Linked DNA regions of Homo sapiens: region 2 is linked to region 1. Evidence: read pairs that join two places in POLR2A ChIA-PET (ENCODE). Cell type or tissue: GM12878. All regions are shown on one strand. Each heading gives the region's core, and the rest is flanking DNA. Links, peaks and the distances in the headings are about the cores only.

Region 1 (2,919 bases), core at 121-2,620:
CACCAGCATCTGTTGTTTCTTGACTTTTTAATAATCACCATTTTCTGCAGGGTTTTTAAGAGATGCTTCACTCATGCTTCATTAACCTCTGGCCTTGAATTCTTGATCTATGCAGAGAATTTGGCAAAGATGTCCATTCCAGCAGTATTTGATTCTGGGTGTTTTGGTGAAAGCTTTAAGTACTTGGGAGGACATAAGACTTCTTCAGGAGCTTCCTCAATCTTATTTGACTTCACTGTTGAAAGTTATAAGTGGTGGGTGGTTCCCAGGAGCCTTGTTTTGCAGATCTGCAGGTTTCCTTTTTCAGATCAACAGTTGTGACACTGAAGACAACTCCTTTGAGCTAAAGAATCATGAGGAATCTCTGGGAAAAAAGGCAGATTCCTGTGCTTTCACCATCACTGACAGCCTTGACCCAGAGCTCAAGGAGGGGCTCTTTGTCTTCCTCCTTCAACTTGTTCAGTGGCATCGACAATGCCAAGGCCAGGTCAGCTGGGCTTTGCAAACGTTGGCAGCTGCTGCTTCTGCTCCAAGGCTGCTCTGGCTGATGGCTTTGGCCATGCTGCTCACTGGACAGTCTGGCATTGAGGTGGCCATGGCCTCAGCTCCTCAGCACTGCACCACACTGCAGATTGAGCCACTTCTTCAATTGGCCTTAAATTTATCAAAGGGAAATTGTCTAGGTGAGCCTGAGTTAATCACACAAACTCTATAAATCTGAATGTAGAAGTCAAATATCAAGAAAGTCAGAAGCCAGAGAGATTCAGACCTTGAGAAGGATTTGACCTGTCGTTGCTGGCTTTAAAGGTGGTAAGGACCACATGAAAAAAACCCAAGAACATCTTCTAGGAGCAGAGTGATCCCTGGCTAACAATGAGCTAAAAAAACAGGGGCCTCAGTTCTACACTGCAAGGAACTGAATTCTGCCAACAACACTAATGAGTTTGAACACAATTCTTCCCCAGACTCCAGATGAAAACACAGCTTGGTCAACTCCTTGATTGTATAACCCTGAGAATAGAACCCATATAAATCTTGCCCAGATTCCTGATGAAGACACCATGAAAATAATGAATGAGTGTTGTTTCAAGCCACTAAGTTTGTGATGATTTGTTACACGGCAGTAGCTAACTAATACAGAGTTATGTGGCCAACCTGTTGATTGGGATCAACAGTCTTATTTTGCAAAGATACTTCAGAACCATGGACAGTGGAACGCATGCCAGGGGAGAGCTGATTGGCTGGATTAGTTACCATCCAAACTGGAGTGATCCTATTGGACAATCTTTGACCTAGCCACTGATCCCTGGTCCAGTCAGATTTTGTTAGGGTCTACAGACTCAACTTCTCTGCCAACCATGAAGATGGTGCCTCAGGAGTCCTGTAAGGTCTTGAGTGAACAAGTCTCTGCCTAGTTCTTCAGAAGGATATTGCACCACCCTCTTCCTCATCTACATTAGCCTCCTTTGGCTTCTCCTTCCCACTTCCCAGCTATTGCCCAGTGATGTTCCTGCAGTCAGGAACTCCCTTCCTTTCTCTCTTTGATACTTTCTATCCTTTACCTAGCCAACTCTCATTTTTTTTTTTTTTTTTTTTTTGAGACAGAGTCTCTCTGTCACCCAGGCTGGAGTGCATTGGCATGCTCTTGGCTCACTGCAACCCCTGCCTCCCAGGTTCAAGCAATTCTTATGCCTCAGCCTCCCCAGAAACTGGGATTACAGGCGCACACCACCATACCAGGCTAACTTTTTTTTTCTTTTTCTTTTATTATTATACTTTAAGTTCTAGGGTACATGTGCACAATGTGCAGTTTTGTTACATATGTATACATGTGCCATGTTGGTGTGCTGCACCCATTAACTCGTCATTTACATTAGGTATATCTCCTAATGCTATCCCTACCCCCTCCCCCTATCCCACGACAGACCCTGGTGTGTGATGATCCCCTTCCTGTGTCTGAGTGTTTTCATTATTCAGTTCCCACCTATGAGTGAGAACATGTGGTGTTTGGTTTTCTGTCCTTGTGATAGTTTGCTCAGAATGATGGTTTCCAGCTTCATCCATGTCCCTACAAAGGACATGAACTCATTCTTTTTTATGGCTGCATAGTATTCCATGGTGTATATGTGCCACGTTTTCTTATCCAGTCTATCATTGATGGGCATTTGGGTTGGTTCCAAGTCTTTGCTATTGTGAATAGTGCCGCAATAAACATACATGTGCATGTGTCTTTGTAGCAGCATGATTTATAATCCTTTGGGTATATACCCAGTAATGGGATGGCTGAGTCAAATGGTATTTCTAGTTCTAGATCCTTGAGGAATCGCCACACTGTCTTCCACAATGGTTGAACTAGTTTACAGTCCCACCAACAGTGTAAAAGTGTTCCTATTTCTCCACATCCTCTCCAGCACCTGTTGTTTCCTGACTTTTTAATGATCGCCATCCTAACTGGTGTGAGATGGTATCCCATTGTGGTTTTGATTTGCATTTCTCTGATGGCCAGCGACGATGAGCATTTTTTCTTGTGTCTGTTGGCTGCATAAATGTCTTCTTTTGAGAAGTGTCTGTTCATATCCTTCACCCACTTTTTGATGAGGTTGTTTGATTTTTTCTTGTAAATTTGTTTAAGTTCTTTGTAGATTCTGGATATTAGCCCTTTGTCAGATGGGTGGATTGCAAAAATTTTCTCCCATTCTGTAGGTTGCCTGTTCACTCTGATGGTAGTTTCTTTTGCTGTGCGGTAATTTTTTTTTGTTGAGATGGAGTCTCACTCTGTCACCTGGGCTGGAGTGCAGTAGTGCAATCTTGGCTCACTGCAACTTCTGCCTCCTAGGTTCAGTGATTCTCCTGCCTTAGCCTCCCAAGTAACTGGGATTACAGGTGCCTGACACTACACTCAGCTAATTTTTTGTGTTT
Region 2 (2,919 bases), core at 102-2,601, 51 kb after region 1:
GGGATTACAGGCATGCACTACCACACCCGGCTAATTTTTGTATTCTTAGTAGAGATGAGGTTTCACCATGTTGCCCAGGCTGGTCTCAAACTCCTGACCTCAGGGGATCCGCCCACCTCAGCCTCCCAAAGTGCTGGGATTACAGGCATAAGCCACTGCGCCCGGCCTACACATAGTTTTAATATATTGATTTAGCAACAACACCGGAGGCAAAGCCAAAGTACAAAAATAAATCATATTTTTATATACCACTGTCAACTAGAAAAGACATGTAAAACTATGTCATTTACAAACTCAACAAAAATATATCAAATACCTGGGACTACATCTAATGGAAGCACTATATAAATTCTACACCAAAAACCATAAAATGTTACTGAGAAAATTAAAGAAAGCTTAAATAAATAGAAGGATATACCATGGCCAAGAGGTTGGAACATTTAATACCATGAAGACACCAATTCTACACCAATATCTATTGATCTATAGATTCAATGCAATCCCAGTCAATACCTCAGCAGGAAGTATACGTGTGTGTGTGTGTATGTGTGTGCGCGTGAGAGAGAGAGAGGAGAGAGAGAGAGAGAGACTGATTCTAATAAAAACACAGGGAAATGCAAAGAACTAAGAAAGACAAGATGATCTGTAAAAAGAACAGAATGGAGAGACTCTACTATATATTGAGTCTTATTAAAAGGCTACAGCAAGTTAAACAGTGTGGTATTAGTGCCATCAGGGACTACAATCCAGTGGGATTATAAAAATAATTGCTTGGCCGGGTGCAGTGGCTCATGCCTGTAATCCCAGCACTTTGGGAGGCTGAGGCGGGCGGATCACGAGGTCAGGAGATCGAGACCATCCTGGCTAACACGGTGAAACCCCGTCTCTACTAAAAATACAAAAAATTAGCCGGGCATGGTGGCGGGCGCCTGTAGTCCCAGCTACTTGGGAGGCTGAGGCAGGAGAATGGCATGAACCTGGGAGACGGAGCTTGCAGTGAGCCGAGATCATGCCACTGCACTCCAGCCTGGGCGACAGAGCAAGACTCCTTCTCAAAAAAAAAAAAAAAAAAAAAAAAAAAAATTAGCTGGGCGTGGTGGTGTGCACCTGTAATCCCAGCTACTCAGGAGGCTGAGGCAGGAGAATCACTTCAACCTGGGAGGCAGAGGTTACAGTGAGCTGAGATCGTGCCACTGTACTCCAGCCTGGGCAACAGAGCGAGACTCTGTCACAAAAAAAAAAAAATTCTGTAAGGCAAAAAGAAAAAGACAACCTACTTTTAAAAGATATAAAAGATGTGAAGCAACACTTCACATAAAATAATATACAAGTGGACAATACTAGAGAGCATATTTAGCTACATTACTCCAAAAAAAAGTAAAACCACGTGGAATCCCCCTTATTCAACAGTGGAAATTGGCAAGACTGGGCATGACTCTGAGAGTGAGTCAACAATGTGGCAGGATATGTTTCGAACCTTTATCCTTTCACAGAAACATTCATTTCAATAATCTTCTGTGCAGAAAAATACTTTCACAAGAGTCAAAGAATCAGCTGAGAGACCACAGAACTTGAATGGAAAATAACGGTAAGAAAAGATAGGCCGAGCATGGTGGCTCACGCCTGTAATTCCAGCACTTTTGGAGGCCGAGGTGGGTGGATCACCTGAGGTCAGGAGTTCCAACCAGCCTGATGAACATGGAGAAACCCCATCTCTACTAAAAATACAAAAAAAAAATTAGCCAGACGTGGTGGACGCACCTGTAATCCCAGGTACTCAGGAGGCTGGGGCAGAAGAATGTCTTGAACCGGGAGGCAGAGGTTGCGGTGAGCCGAGATCGCGCCATTGCACTCCAACCTGGGCGACAGAGCGAGACTCCATCTCAAAAAAAAAAAAAAAAAAAAAAAGGCAAAAAGAAAGAAAAACAAGAAAAAGAAAAGAAAAGATGTACTGAAGATGGTAGGAAAGAGTTTCACTTGATCTGCATCATCCCCTTCCTGAACCCAAGGCAGCACAGAGAGAGAAACCCACTTCATGGGGGATGGAGAGTAAAGTGAGTTCCTGGCTGCACTGCAGACCTGAGCCCGAGTTCCACTTTAGCGAACACGGATACAGGCTGTCCAGAGAAAAGCAAGTGGAAACTACAGAAACTGTTGTAGAACTTTTACTTGCTGGTCTGGTCTTGGTTGTATCCATCTTTGGCCAGTCACATATGTACTCAAGAAACCTTCCCAATAGAGTACAACAGGATGAGACTCTGAAATCCCTTTCAATATTCCCTGCTAGATATTGATTGTTATATCAAGCATTAAGTGTAAACTTTTAATGGACAATTAGTGTAACTGTGGATGGCATCTGCTTTTGTTTTTAATTCTGTGGATTGTGTTTAAGCAATTCAATAGTATGTTCCTGATTTTGAGATGCTAAGTGGTATTGCACAGATGTCATTTTATCCAGCATGTGCAACAGTCCCATGAAGTTTATAGAGCATACCCTTGTATAGCTTCAGGTGCTAGAATTAAAATTGATCTGTTATCACACACACACACACACACACACACACACACACGCAATCATTCATGTGGACTCAAACTCCAGTTCCATCCCAGGGGATCCAGGCACCAGGTCAGCCCCTGTGGAACCAGGTGCCAAGCCTCCTCTCTTGCTGAAATAGGCACCAGGCAATCCCTCTCAAGGACTCCAGCGAGAAGTCCACCAGCAACTCCCCACCAAACAGGCTGCCTAGAATCTCTAGATAGGCTGACTGGCAAAGTGCTTTTCCTGCTAAAGCCAGTATGTAAAGAACTGACTACTTCAAATGCACAGACACTAATGCAAGGCCATAAGGATCATGAATAATCAGAGAAACATGACATCACCAAAAGAACAAAATAAAGTATGAGAAACTGACACAAAAG

Evidence for each region. Peaks named below come from ENCODE experiments on the same cell type or tissue, not always from the same donor. Only the 100,000 strongest peaks of a DNase experiment are listed, where the experiment ranks them.
Region 2: POLR2A ChIA-PET joins it to region 1 with 5 read pairs; 6 of 35 experiments call an interaction of 5 or more read pairs at or near these places.

What each region holds. Positions count from the first base shown.
Region 1 is chr19:6,563,409-6,566,327 of GRCh38, forward strand. It overlaps the pseudogene CLIC4P2. Among named protein-coding and RNA genes, the nearest start is that of CD70, 26 kb to the right of the region's middle. In GM12878, for the core only: no CTCF peak of the experiment used is centred there; no DNase peak of the experiment used is centred there.
Region 2 is chr19:6,614,691-6,617,609 of GRCh38, forward strand. No RefSeq gene overlaps it. Among named protein-coding and RNA genes, the nearest start is that of CD70, 25 kb to the left of the region's middle. RefSeq lists an enhancer at 1,288-1,507. In GM12878, for the core only: no CTCF peak of the experiment used is centred there; a DNase peak (open chromatin) is centred at 1,471; H3K27ac peaks cover 427 bases.